2 separate regions of the Homo sapiens genome follow, and region 2 is linked to region 1. A link is a contact called in ENCODE Hi-C data. All regions are on one chromosome and are shown on one strand. The core of a region is the stretch at or near the end of the contact, and the rest is flanking DNA. Distances in the headings are between cores, read along the strand shown.

Region 1 (7,070 bases), core at 1,166-3,665:
TGTTGCTCTTCAGATATTCCAAGTGCATTCCCATTTCAGGTCTTCATGGATGTTAGCCATACTGCCTGGAATAATTTTCCCTCAGACCTTCACGAGACTTAGTGCTTTAGCTCATTAGGTCTCTGCTCCATGTCACCCCTTCAGGCAGGTATCATTTATGTCTGTCTTTCCTACTCAACCAGAAGCTTCATGACATGGCCTGCCCTAGTTATATCTCCTGGACCTGCATCTCTAACACTGTGCATGGAACATATTTATGTCCAATCAACATGTGTTGAATAAACTAATGAGACCACATTGCCTCCACAATAAAATATTATATGATCTTCTGAGACAATGGCTACATCAACTTATAAATAAACATTACGCATTATACAAGAAAGTGAGATCATCAGATATCAAATACAGAAATATGGCCATTCACAACTGTTAGCTTTAGGGTGAGACATTTATTCGATCTGGAGCTATCACACACTTGGAAACTAAAGGATACATGTATTTCTACAAGCATTGTGGTGTATAATAGTTTGCATCACATGTAGAGAATGATGACCAGTTAATTTCCCACATAGATGCCTTTAAAAAAATTGTGAGGCCTACTCTCATAAATTTTTAAGGGCATCATATAATGTTTACTATAGGCAAAATGTTGTACATCTGATCTCTAAAACTTATTCATCTTGCATAATTGAGACTCTACACCCTTTGAACAGAAACTCTCCATTTCCTCCTGCCCCCAGCCCCTGGTAACCAACATTCTACTCTTTGTTTCTATGAGTTTGACTGTTTTTGATAGTTTTGATATCCTAAGTGGAATCATGCAGTATTTACCCTTCTGTGATTGACTGGCTTATTTTAGTTAGCATAATGTCCTCTGGGTTTGTACACATTGTCACGTATTGCAGAACATCCTTCTTTTTAAGGCTAAATAATATTCCACTGTGTGTATGTACCACATGTTCCCTACCCATTCATCTGTCAATGGATATCTAAGTTGTTTCCATAACTTGGCTATTGTGAATAGTGCTGCAATGAACCTGGGAGTGAAGATATTTCTTTGAGATCCCGAATTCAATTATTTTGGATAAATACTTTGAAGTGAGGTTGCTGGATCATACGGTTATTTTTAATTTTTTTGAAAAACCTCCATACTGTTTTTCCTTAGTGGCTGCACCATTTTGCATTATCACCCATAGTGTACAGGATTCCAATTTTTGCACATCTTTGCCAACACTTATCTTTTTAAAATATAATAGCCCTCCTAATAGGTGTGAAGTGATATCTCAGTGTGGTTTGATTTGCATTTCCCTGATGATAAGTGATGTTAAGTTTATATTTTCATTTACTTCTTTGCTGTTATCCTTAGTTCTAATTCACCTATAGAGATCAATTTTCCACTGACTGTAGAGGAATACCAGTCCCATTTTCCTAAAGTTACAGCACATCACTCTTCTAGATGACCTTGACCCCTGTACATCCAGGAACATCTGCTTAGAATGAATCCACTTAGTTTACATTTATTCAACCCAGAGCCTTCTTCTCCATAATTTCTGCTGGTCACCCTTGAGGTTTCCAGGATAAGGAAGGTAAGACCCCTGCCCTGGAGGAGTGCCCACACATGAGCATGTACAAGTCTGGGAAGAAAGTTGAGTGGGGAGTAGTAGACACATGTGGCAAGTAGAGTTTCCTTTTTTTGCCCCAAGCCGCATTTCCTGTTTCATCATCACACTGAGCCTGCATTCCCATGCCGAAGAGCAGGCTCACAGGACAATGCTCTTCAGAAAAGGAGCCAGACAGTAAACACGGTTGTGACATGATTCTGGAGCCTCATCATTTTGTCCTTTATTCTTTTTAAAGCCAGTTCTCTCAACCACGCGTTCCCCTCTGTTGGCTGGGCAGGGCACCTGGTCTCTAGGAAACCACACACTGTGAAGGCTGCTTCTGGCCAAGCTGGATCCCCTCGCAGGGTGGTGGCTCCCCAACTCTGCTGAGCAGCTGTGAGGTCTGAGTGTCTGCCGGGTCCTGACCTCTCCCAAGGGCTCCCGCAACTGCATCTGGTTACTCTTTGGCCAGGGGCAGAGACCTACCCTGGGCATAGCCACTGCCCTTCCTGAAGCTATGGAGATGATCTAGTTCTGCAGAAACTGGAGGCAGAGCCAAGAGAGAGCCAGAAACAGAGATGCTCTGATCTCAGAGATTTGTTTTTCTTCTTGTGGCTTTTCAGAAGAGAAAAACCTTAAGGTTGCTTAGGACTTCTGAATCAAAAATACGGAAAAACAAAAACAAAAAAACAGAAAAAAAGTCAACTCTTTCCCTGAATTATAAACTCTCAAGAGACAGAAAAAGAAGGTAGCTCTCCAGGAGGAAGGAGAGCCAAGTTGCTGCTTCAATCGCTTCCCCCAACCACACCAGGAAGTCATAGTGTGGGTCATGAGGCTTCGGGAAGGGTGACAGAACAGTTCTGCTCTGCCTGGTATGGGGCTTACAACAAAGCACGTATTAAATTGCCCAGCATAGGGCAGACTAGAATACAAATATTCAGATATTCAAGTATTTTTCTTTTCTTTAACTTCTCATTGCCCACTACATTTTAAAGTGAAATGTCGGTAAGGGAGGTGCTTAATGAAGCCAATGGTCATGTCTTCATTTCTGGATGAATGCCTATTTTTAGATAGAGACACATCTTGAATGAAAGTTCATCTCTTCCCAACACATTTATCTTTCTACAAAAAATGGATAATTCAGGATTTCTTTTGTGATGAAAATGGTGAATAAATGATGTGCCATTCTTTGAACTCCAACATCCTCGGATGTTGGCTGCACCTGGGTTCCTTGCCAGGCTCGGCAGCCTGCTTTCTAGCTATTAATTATTTCTACTGGCCAGGTGCGGTGGCTCACACCTGTAATCCCAGCACTTTGGGAGGCCAAGGTGGGTGGATTACCTGAGGTCAGGCGGTGGAGAACAGCCTAATCAATATGGTGAAACCCCATCTCTACTAAAAATACAAAAATTAATGGGGGCATGGTGGCATGTGCCTGTAATCCCAGCTACTTGTGAGTCTGAGGCAGGAGAATCACTTGAACCCAGGAGGTGGAGGTTGCAATGAGCCAAAACAGTGCCACTGCACTCCAGCCTGGGCAACAAGAGCGAAACTCCATCTCAAAAAAAAAAAATATATATATATATATGCATATTATATATATATATATATATACACATATATATATATATATGGTTGTTGCCATTACTCTGGTTTCCAGAAACAAAACACAGAAGATTTCATAGTTCAAAGAATGGCACATCATTTATTCACCATTTTCATCACAAAAGAAATCCTGAATTATCCATTTTTTACAGAAAGATAAATGTGTTGGGAAGAGATGAACTTTCAATTCAAGATGTGTCTCTCCTATTCCTATCTAAAAATAGGCACTCATCCAAAAATGAAGACATGACCATTGGCTTCATTAAGCACCTCCCTTACTGACATTTTACTCTAAGATGGAATGGGCAATGAGAAGTTAAAAGAAAAATACTTGAATATCTGAATATTTGTATTCTAGTCTGCCCTATGCTGGGCAATTTAATGTGTGCTTTGATATTCTCATGCTTATTTACTGTCCACAAAAAAAAGGAAGAAGAAGAAAGGAAAGAAGGAAGGAAGGAGAAAGAAGAAAGAAAAAAGAAGGAGGGGAGAGGAGGAAGGGAAGGGAAGAAAGGAAGGGAAGGGGAGGGAACCTTGAACAAGTAATGTTGCATAACAACCAGTTTTTATTATGACTGGAGTTCAGAGTCTCATGAATATTTCTCTTCAATAAAATTTTAGATATGAAATATGAAGAGGACAAAAATAATATAATGAATACTGATATTACCACATCCAGAATTAACAACTGTCAACATTTGTCTTATTTGCTTCTAACAACAAAACATACTTTATTAATAATAACAAATTTTACCTAGTGCTTACCCTGTGCTGGTTCCCTTTCAGCACTAGAACAGTTTCACATCCTGTCCAGAGAGGAAGCCCTGCCATGAGTTTAGATGTGGATATTTAGTCTTTTTAAGTACTTACATGTGTTTGCACATATAAACATGTATAAACACATCTCTATATAAACAACATATAGTGTTGTGTGTGTTTTTAAAATTTTCATGAATAGGATTATGTTTGTGCAATTTGGGAATTTCCTTTTTTCACTCAACATTATGGTTTGATCTAGCCTTGTTGATATAAATGTCTCAAATTCATTTCTTTTAATTGCTGTGTTTAATTCTATATGAATATATCATGTGATCTATCCATTCCCATAAAGATTAACATTATTCCAAATCATGCTTTAGTGAACACCATTTTACATGTCTCCTTGTGCTCATATTGGATAACTTCTTTAGATTATGTATTTAGGAGTTGAAATGTTATAAACACTTTCATTTTTCTTAGTTGACTACAACATTTTCTCGAAATCACCTATGCCAATTTAAGCTCTCAACAGTAGTAAATGTAGTACATTGCAGATGGAATTTCAAAATGGAATAACCACTATGGAAAGAAAATTGTCAGTTGTTACACAAATTACAAATTCACCTACTCTTTGACCCAATAACCCTACTTCTGAAAATTTGTCCTACAGATATCCCTGTATACATTTGCATAATATGTGAGCAAGATTATTTACTGAAACATTTTTTATGACACCAAAAGACTAGAAACTACCCAATTATCCACCAAGAGAACCCTCTCTAAATTAATTATGGTATATTTAAATGTTAAATACTATGCAGCTGAAAAAATGAGAGTCTTCCTAACATACTAGCATGGGAAAATCTCCAGAATACATTAAAACAAGTGAAGTGCAGAAACAGTGTATTTTTTTTGGTGTAAGAAAGGGGAAAATATAATCATATTGCTTGATTTTGCATAAAGAATTTTTTTTATAAGCGAGAAACAAATAAAAGTGGTTACCTAGAGTTGAAGATGGGGAATGATGTAGACTAGGACAGAGGTAGGAGCAAGAGTTCTATATTGTATTTTATGCCATTTTGGTTATCATACCATGTAAAAGTACTGCTTATAAAAACTGCACAAGTGTATATTTTTTCACATCATCACCAAAATCATATTGTTTGGCTTTTAAACTTTTGTATGATTTACATTGATCTGCATTAATTTGTTATTCTTTAATAATAATAATAATTGTGATGAATATTATATTTGTAGATAAGAGTTTTATAAGATGTATAAAGCACGTATTATATGCCTACTACTGTTTTAAGCATTCTATATTTAACTCACTCATCACAAAACATTGAGGTAGTTGCTATTGTTGTTTACAGCTGACAGATGAGAAAATTAAGGAAGAAAGGTGCTAACTGACTTTCCCAAAATAATTATTTTAGTCTGCATTCTATTTTGACTTTCATTAATTTACAACCACTTTTTGGTGGTGCTGTATTTATTTTTCCTTGTATTTATGCTCACCTTTTTATACTGTCTTGTTTTAAATGTATGTCTTGCAAATACTTATAACTGGATTTTAAACAATCTAACTTGAGGTCTCTATCTTTGAATTGAGGGAAATTACTGACATTATAGTTGCTGAAGTATTCTTTATTTATTGTTTCAATCATATTTTATGCTTTATAGTTATGATTTCTTCTTGCTTTATTTCTTTATTAATTTTCTGAATTCTATTAAGTTAATTACATTTTTATTTTCCTCTCCCCAGTTTGGAAGTTACCCTTTTGTTCACCATTAACTCTTTCATTCTATATTCATTGTTCATTGAGAATAGCAAACTTTTTTATGTCTACAATATTTTTAATTTCTACTATTTCATGAATAATTGTTTTCTGTATTTTACGTAATATTGTTTGTAATTATATTTTCCCTTAATGCGTTGAAGCCAGTGTTCTATTGCCTTAGGTTATGTATTATTACTATTGAGAATCATCAAATGATTGTCATTTCTGGGTATTGTCTATTTTATTAGCTTTTAGAATTTTCTCTTCATCTTCAGATTGTGCATTTTCTCTACAGTGACTCTATGTAATATAGTCTCTGTTTTTAATCCTCAAAACTATCCATCAATGGAAAATATTAGGGCTTATTTTCAGTTATGGAAAATTCTAAGCCATCATCTATTTGAACTCTGTCTCTTAACTCTTCTCCCTATTCTTTCTTTCTGAATCAGAGAGTTAAGTTGAACTTTTGATCTATCCTGTGTCTCCTGCCTTTCTTCCATATTTTCCAAAACTTCATCTTTCTATACTGATTTCTTAGTTTTGTCTTCCGTCTTAAAAATTCTGTCTTCATCTTTTCCCAGTAACCAGTTTAACTCATCTAATGAAACTTACATTTGGTTTTTTGATACATACATCTGTTCTTGTTTTTGTAACCTTCTGTTTTGTTTTTGTTCTTCATTTTTCATGAATAGTATTCCATCTTTCCTCTCTTTGAGAATATTGTATTTTTTTATGAATGAACATTTTTCTATTATCTCTATTTTCACATGTGAATTTTTCAATTTGGTGATTCTTTTTATGCATCTAGACTTCCTCATCTGCGTTGTAATTCTCATTTTAGAGTTTGTCTGTGGGGAATTTTTTCCAGTCCGTGGTATGGGCTGCTGCCACCATAGTCTTTAGAAGACACATGGTTCTAAACTAGATGTCAGACTTTACTACCACAAAGATGGCAAACAGGTAGGCCTTCTATTATGCATGTTGAGTCCTGGCCTCGATTGGTAATTCTGCTTCTATTCCTGAATATGGAACTCCTCCTGCCTTCATTCATGTGAGGCAGCTTGGTCCTACCTCCCAAACTTCATGCAAGGAGCCTGCCACGTACAGTGTGTGCTCAACCCCGTCCATCCCCATGTAGCTGTAAAACCCAAGGGCAAGGGTTTAAGTCCTTCTGATCTTTAACCCCTGCTTCCTGCTGTGGATTTGATCTCTGGTTCTGGCCCACAATATATCTTGTAAAGTGCTTTGTCAATTTATTTGTATTAGAAGCTTCAGGTTCCAGTGAGTGTTCAATCTGCCATCTTGAGCTTTCCTTTCCACATAT
Region 2 (7,070 bases), core at 1,444-3,943, 230 kb before region 1:
TTCCAAAGACTTTTGCTCCTTGTCAGTGTATCCAGGGAAAGGCAGTTGCGCGTACTGGAAGCCCCTGTCTGTAGCGCCCTAATCTTGGTGATTATCAGTTACCGCCTGCTCCCTCTCATCCTGCAGAAAAAGTTAGGAATTTATGAGATGGGAGAAGCATGACTACCTGTAATACATTAAATGAGACAGAAGGAAAGGAAATGGAAATTCTAGTGATACATGTGAACATTCCGGAGCTCTATGGAAGGCAGACGAGTGATAAATTTCAAAAGCAAACAAAGCGGAGCAGGGAGAAATGTGACTATGAATCATCAGCGATACTGATTTGCTCACAAGTCTCTCCCTAATACGGTCTCCCGGGTCGTAACAAAAACATCTTCCATCTCCCCTGATTTTGTTGCCTAGTTTTCCTGCCTTATCAACAGTTTCCACCAGCGACAAATGACAAGTGACTTCAAACAGGGAGGAAAAAGGTTCTTTCTGTAATGCCTTGTGGGAACATGGTGTTCGGCTTCTGAGGATGCGTTTGTTTCCGAACTGAGGGTGTGGAGAGAAATGGTGGGAAAGATGGGAAAAGAGATTAATAGTGGTCTGCGGCCTGTGCAGTGGATGGACTGGGCTGGGGGTGGTGGAGATGCCAGGGTGGAAAGTCCGTTGTAATATTTAAAGAACTGCAGTAATACCTTCCCAGGCACTTTTCTTGAAAACACATATTTGTCTTGGCCCCTCTTCTGCTAAAAAATACTTGCACGTGATCTCCTAGCTGTAGTTCTGAATTCTTCGTACTCGACTGGTTCCTAAGTCCAAAATGAGAAGTGCCAAAGTTCTCAGGAACTTTGGAAGAAGTCTCTGAAATTTTGTGGGTTAAACCTTAAGAATTTTTGCTACTTGTAGGAACCTAAAACCCCTTTCTCCCAAAATATTTAACCTTTTTCATCACCACTTTAATGGAAGAGGCATGGATGATGGACGTTTGTGCCAGGGCATTTATAAATCAATAATGGACCCTAAGGAGGGAAATTAAAGCTAAAAAATTAATCAAGATAATTTATGGCCAAACCTATAGTTCTACTGCAGGAAAGATCCTCTACTGTAGGTCAAAGGAGGAATAACCTTAAGACCTCACTTGCTGCTTTCTGCAGAAACCCCTGGAAGCAGTCCAAATGCAAAGTTAGGGCTTCAGAGAATGCACCCTGTAAATGGTAGTTGTGTATACCCTTACCATTGACTATACCATATCTAGGCACAGTGAAATCTTGATGAAGAATGGAAAATTAAAGGAACAGACGCTTTTTACAGGGAGGCTTCCCCCAGCCCCCATCCCATGGTAAGTTTAAATGTGTTCTATAAACAACGAGGCTTTCCACATTCACATTAGAGACATAACTATTGCCCATATGTAAAAGAGCAACATATTTTAAGCAGGACCCTGGTGAGGAAAACAAAACCAAATCGAAACACTGCATGTGTGTGTTGCTTATTTAACTGAAAATGTTCATAGACCCACAAATCTGAGATGCTGGACTTTTGGATGAGTCCAGCATTTTGCATCTTAGTGTAGGGGGAGGGAACAACAAGGGGCTTAGTTGCTTAACCCTTGCCATGCCTTCATGATTGACTTATTCAAAACATTTTTAAAATTCTGAAAGCAAAGGAAAATGTGCTGCAAACACCCTTCCAGCTATCTTTCCTTCCAGCTTACACAGTCTCTCCTCTGTCCAATCCTTCCCACCCAGCAGCATTTCAGAGGTATTCCCTGTGAGGTACAAAATTTCTCTTTGCCCATTTTTCTGCACCTCTTTTTCTCTCTCTTTGGTATGTGTCCACCAAGCTCATAGAGGTTTAAGTGATGAAATATTATCACCCACATGGGTTTGCGTGGGACTTTCTTAGTGAATTACTCAGGCAGAGCAGGCTGTGATACAGCCTTGCTCACAAGCCTCGGGAGGGAAAAAATAGCACAGAGGATGAAAAGAATATTATTAGAGAGCAGGTAATGAAAGGTTCGCAAAGCAACCAGCTATATCTGGTTAGCTAGGTAATAGTGCAGGAACCTAGGTCGCACCTGTACAAACTAATGCAGAACCTGCTCACGGCGCACTATGGGAAGACATTCATTTCAAGAGTTTACAGCATGAGATATTTGAGTAAAACCTGAAACTGATTAGAAATTGATCCTGAACATCCCAGCCTTAGTCAACCTTCCCTTTTTCAAATTGTTATGCATGGAGATTGGAGGATTGGGGCATCTTGAAAGTGTCACTGCAGTATAGCAATCTCTCTCAGGTAATATAGAGATAAAGGGAATATAATAAATTGACCTGTTATTTATTATCTTTTTCATACCTAGGACATTCCGAGGCTTAATATATTTCTGAAGCCTACAGCCCTGATAAACATCAATCCCACGTCAGTTTCCAGCAGTCTCATCTCCCCACACCCTTCTGCAATGAAAGCTAATGTAAAAGAAAGAAATATGCACTGCTTAATAAGTCAGAATACAATAGAACTTGTAAAATGTACCTGCATATAAGGTAGACATTAGGAAGACTTGAATCTCTCTCTTCCCCCTGTTCTCCTGAGCATTATGGCAACAGCATTTTCATGAAATTAGATCTGTTTTATATTTTTTCCTGATAAAATATCATGCAATATACAAATAGCAGTTCCAGAAATGGACACCAGGAGAAGGAGGCGACAGGCATGTCAATTAGTAGGGGGAAAATCCAAATGTCAGAAATATGGGGGAGAGAGAAAGCACGCAGGCAGTGGATGCAAATACAGGGAACAGAGTCTTTCAATTCAGATAATTAAACGGATGCATAAATCAGCACCCTTGCCTCTCTACAATACGCAGGCGATGCCATGCAGTTAATTATCAGCCAAGACCAGCATGAAAGTCATTTTATGATGACTCTCTGATCCTAATATAACAGCACCTGACAGATTGAGCCCCCTCTAATGAGTACTCTCTTTGTACAATCCTCTCTCAGGAACACTAAATCATTTGCTTCCAAGTACAGCTGCCTGTGAAGAAGGGGTGGGGCTAGATCATGCATCAGAAACCTGCTCTTGTGAAATCAGGGGCTGTCCTGTAGGCTGTGTGACTGGAAGCCAGCAGCCTCAGCCTCTCTGGCCCTAAAAAAGCAATTTGCACACGGCTGTCCCTAATTCTAGTCAGCCAAGTAACCCTCCCTCGGCACCCCCACCTAAACATCTGTAGTCAGCCTTGGGTGTTATTCATGGAAAGTCCACTGCATGCGGGTCAGCACTGCTGTCCATCGGCTTCACCCTGACCCCTTCTGGCAGGTGTGGATGAGAGTAGAGCAGAGCTCATGGGGATGAGTTACCCCAAACCTATTAAGCCTCCCTATCCGGGGCACTAGTCAGACACTCCAGTTTTACACTCTTTCCTAGAAAAACAAAACCCAACCTTGTGCCCTCTGGGTTCTCTAATTTAGCAGCTACTATCTGTCTGTTTTTGGAGTGACACCCTGTGCAGTTTAGGATTTCAGAAGCTGTCCTGCATAGAGGCAGAAGGGAAAACAGCAGGTATCTTGTTAACATTCTCTATGGGGCAAGGCAGATGTGCCCAAGCTGGAGGAAACCTGCACACCCTCCAGGCTAGTTATCCAAGGCTTGGGAGGTTTCCCTCGGCCTTCTCCTAAGGCCTTGGCAGGACCCTGCCACCCTAAAATCAACTGCTGATTGCCTTTTTAGATTTAAATGATTAAGCTCTGCTTATGGGAATCTTCTTCTCTTTTATTTTGTTAAGAAACAAACAACAACAACAAAACCCACACCAATTCTTAGCAAAGGGGAATATCGAATTCAGATTTTGAAAAAATAAGTCATCATGCTTCCTAAAATAAGACAGCTTCTCCCTCTAACTGCTCTCTCTGCTCTGGTATTCTATCTAATCATAAACCCAGCTTTATTATTCATTTCAACTCCTGCCAAAGACATGAGGTCGGAGTCAGAGGAACTCCCCTTACCACCGCCACCATCATCATGGCCAGCATCCTCGTAAGTTTATAGAAAGATGCCAGAGAACCTTTCCTATCCATCTGCAGCCCTGCTTGGCCCTTGCCTCAGTGAATTTACCACTATCATAATCACAGTGTGCAGAGTGTGTTAAATTAAGAACAGAATCCACAGTACGCAATGCACAGAAAAGCCTGCCTTCTGCTGCAGAGAACTTGAAACTGTGCCTAAAATTTATAGTACCGTAAACATCTCAGGGCCTCGAGTGATAAGTATGGCTGGATTTCCGTTAACTATAGAAATCCAGGCAGGGAGATCCTCCCAGGGAGTTGCAAGTTCTAAGATGAACTTCTTGAAGATTGTTCCCAGATTTGTGCATGGGATACATGTACAGCAGACAGTTGTAAGGAGGTCCACGGTCATGGAAAAGAGGATATGTTTCTATATGCCACCAAGTGGGAAAAATGGAAGTGAGGGAAAATATTTGATTAATCAAAAAATTTTAGTTTGGATACCTGCTTTCATAGTAATTGTTGCTGTGTCATTAAACATACAGTTGCTTAGGAAAAGAGAAGGAAATAGGTGACTTTCTAATTTTAGAGTTAGGCTGGAACTGAGTGGTTGCTAAATTCAACTGCCCTGACAATGTGGGGATTTCCTGTCCATTAGCAGCGATTGCTATTTGACATATGTTTCTGGTGCCCATTAATCTGCCCTGTAATGGGTCAGAGGCAAAAATGGGGGATTCAGAGGTACTAGGTGGCTCTCTTAATTTAATAGAACTCAATGCTAAGGACGCCTCTATTTGTTAATAAGTAATCAAGTCATTGGCTACTTTCTGCTAAACACTAGACTATGATAGTGACCTTAGACCCCGGGCATTCTAAACCAGGCTGGCAGGAGGGTGGTGGTGGAGGTGATGTGAGGTAAGCCTCCTAGAGGAACTGTCATCCAAACAATCTGAAAATTGAAACATTATTAAAGGCAGCACTAAGGGTGGTATGTTGGAGTTGGGGCAGGAGCACTTAAGGCAGAAGGAACAGCAGGTGTCACTGCCTGCAGTTGAGAAAGGGGGTGGAATTCTCAAGGCCTTAGACCCCAGAGAACAGGACTGGGCAAGAGCTGACATTCAAGGGAGGAACAGCATGTACAGAGCCCAAAGTCCCAGCCACTTTCTGTTGGATACTGAGCAATAGGAATTCAGTAAAGGACTTTCAAGAAGAAGTGATGTGATCAGATCCACCTGTGGGAAAGATGCCTTTAGCTGCTTCATGGAGAAATGACTGGAGAGGAGGCCTTCCTTAGTGTTGCAGAGGCAAAGTAAAGAAAATGCTGCTGCAGTGACCCAGCAAAGAGGTGATGGCGGAGGAATCAGGCTGTGACAAGGGAAGAAGAGGCTGGCTCAAGTGTGTCTCGACTGCACAGACTTACACAGCGAGGTGGGGCCAGGGGCTGCATTTTTGTCTGAGAATAGTATTTCCTTAGCTTTCTAGAGCTTACAGTGTCTTTTTGTTTATGTTATCTCATTTGACCTTCCTAAACCTGTGAGATAACAGGTCAAATGTCCTTATGTCATTCCCATTTTTATAGAAGATGAAACTGAGGTTGAGCAATTAGTCAACAGACACAGACTCGCAGGCCCTCTTCATTCTAAAGCAAGGGTCCAAAACCTTTTTTCTATAAAGGGCCAGAGAGTAAATAATTTAGGCTTTGTGAGCCAGGCAGTCTGTTGCAGCTACGCAGTCCTTGGTTATTATAGTGCAAAAACAGCCATAGGCAGCATGTACAGAAATGAGCATAACCATGCTCCAACAAAACTTTATTTACAGGCACTAATGTTTAAATTTCAGGTAATTTTCACATGTCACAAAATATCACTTTTCTTTAACCACTTAAAAGTATAAAAGCCATTCTTAGTTTGCAGGCAGTACAGAAACAGTTTCAGCCCATGGGCTGTCATTTGTTGACCCCTATTCAAGAGGGTCTGTCACAGAAGACTCCTGCTTGCCTGAAATTTACGAGTGCATGTAAATGTTGGAATTAACAGGTGTGCCTGTTTTCTCTTATGCTGTCTTTCATCTTCAGGAACAGCCAGGAAGACGCTGCACTTCGAGATTTCCAAGGAAGGCAGTGACCTGTCAGTGGTGGAGCGTGCAGAAGTCTGGCTCTTCCTAAAAGTCCCCAAGGCCAACAGGACCAGGACCAAAGTCACCATCCGCCTCTTCCAGCAGCAGAAGCACCCGCAGGGCAGCTTGGACACAGGGGAAGAGGCCGAGGAAGTGGGCTTAAAGGGGGAGAGGAGTGAACTGTTGCTCTCTGAAAAAGTAGTAGACGCTCGGAAGAGCACCTGGCATGTCTTCCCTGTCTCCAGCAGCATCCAGCGGTTGCTGGACCAGGGCAAGAGCTCCCTGGACGTTCGGATTGCCTGTGAGCAGTGCCAGGAGAGTGGCGCCAGCTTGGTTCTCCTGGGCAAGAAGAAGAAGAAAGAAGAGGAGGGGGAAGGGAAAAAGAAGGGCGGAGGTGAAGGTGGGGCAGGAGCAGATGAGGAAAAGGAGCAGTCGCACAGACCTTTCCTCATGCTGCAGGCCCGGCAGTCTGAAGACCACCCTCATCGCCGGCGTCGGCGGGGCTTGGAGTGTGATGGCAAGGTCAACATCTGCTGTAAGAAACAGTTCTTTGTCAGTTTCAAGGACATCGGCTGGAATGACTGGATCATTGCTCCCTCTGGCTATCATGCCAACTACTGCGAGGGTGAGTGCCCGAGCCATATAGCAGGCACGTCCGGGTCCTCACTGTCCTTCCACTCAACAGTCATCAACCACTACCGCATGCGGGGCCATAGCCCCTTTGCCAACCTCAAATCGTGCTGTGTGCCCACCAAGCTGAGACCCATGTCCATGTTGTACTATGATGATGGTCAAAACATCATCAAAAAGGACATTCAGAACATGATCGTGGAGGAGTGTGGGTGCTCATAGAGTTGCCCAGCCCAGGGGGAAAGGGAGCAAGAGTTGTCCAGAGAAGACAGTGGCAAAATGAAGAAATTTTTAAGGTTTCTGAGTTAACCAGAAAAATAGAAATTAAAA

Evidence for each region. Hi-C counts contacts between places; a loop is a spot of excess contacts on that map. Pooled maps may share reads with other maps.
Region 2: a loop to region 1 is called in a pooled map of right cardiac atrium, with 2.1 times the contacts of the local background. The contact joins the promoter of INHBA-AS1 here to the enhancer-like site in region 1. A Hi-C loop is called at or near these places in 2 of 168 maps with a recorded cell type or tissue (ascending aorta and right lobe of liver) and 11 of 50 pooled maps.

Annotation. Positions count from the first base shown.
Region 1 is chr7:41,454,741-41,461,810 of GRCh38, reverse strand. No RefSeq gene overlaps it. Among named protein-coding and RNA genes, the nearest start is that of INHBA-AS1, 240 kb to the left of the region's middle. Within about 2 kb of position 2,415, at least 3 of the 41 ENCODE cell types and tissues checked have a DNase peak (open chromatin) inside an H3K27ac peak, as active enhancers do; they include right lobe of liver, where a contact is called at or near this core.
Region 2 is chr7:41,689,542-41,696,611 of GRCh38, reverse strand. It overlaps INHBA-AS1 (INHBA antisense RNA 1), which reads right to left and starts at 2,693. Exons shown (of 4, transcript NR_027118.2): 1 at 2,524-2,693. It overlaps INHBA (inhibin subunit beta A), which reads left to right. Exons shown (of 3, transcript NM_002192.4): 3 at 6,070-7,070. The coding sequence ends at 6,962.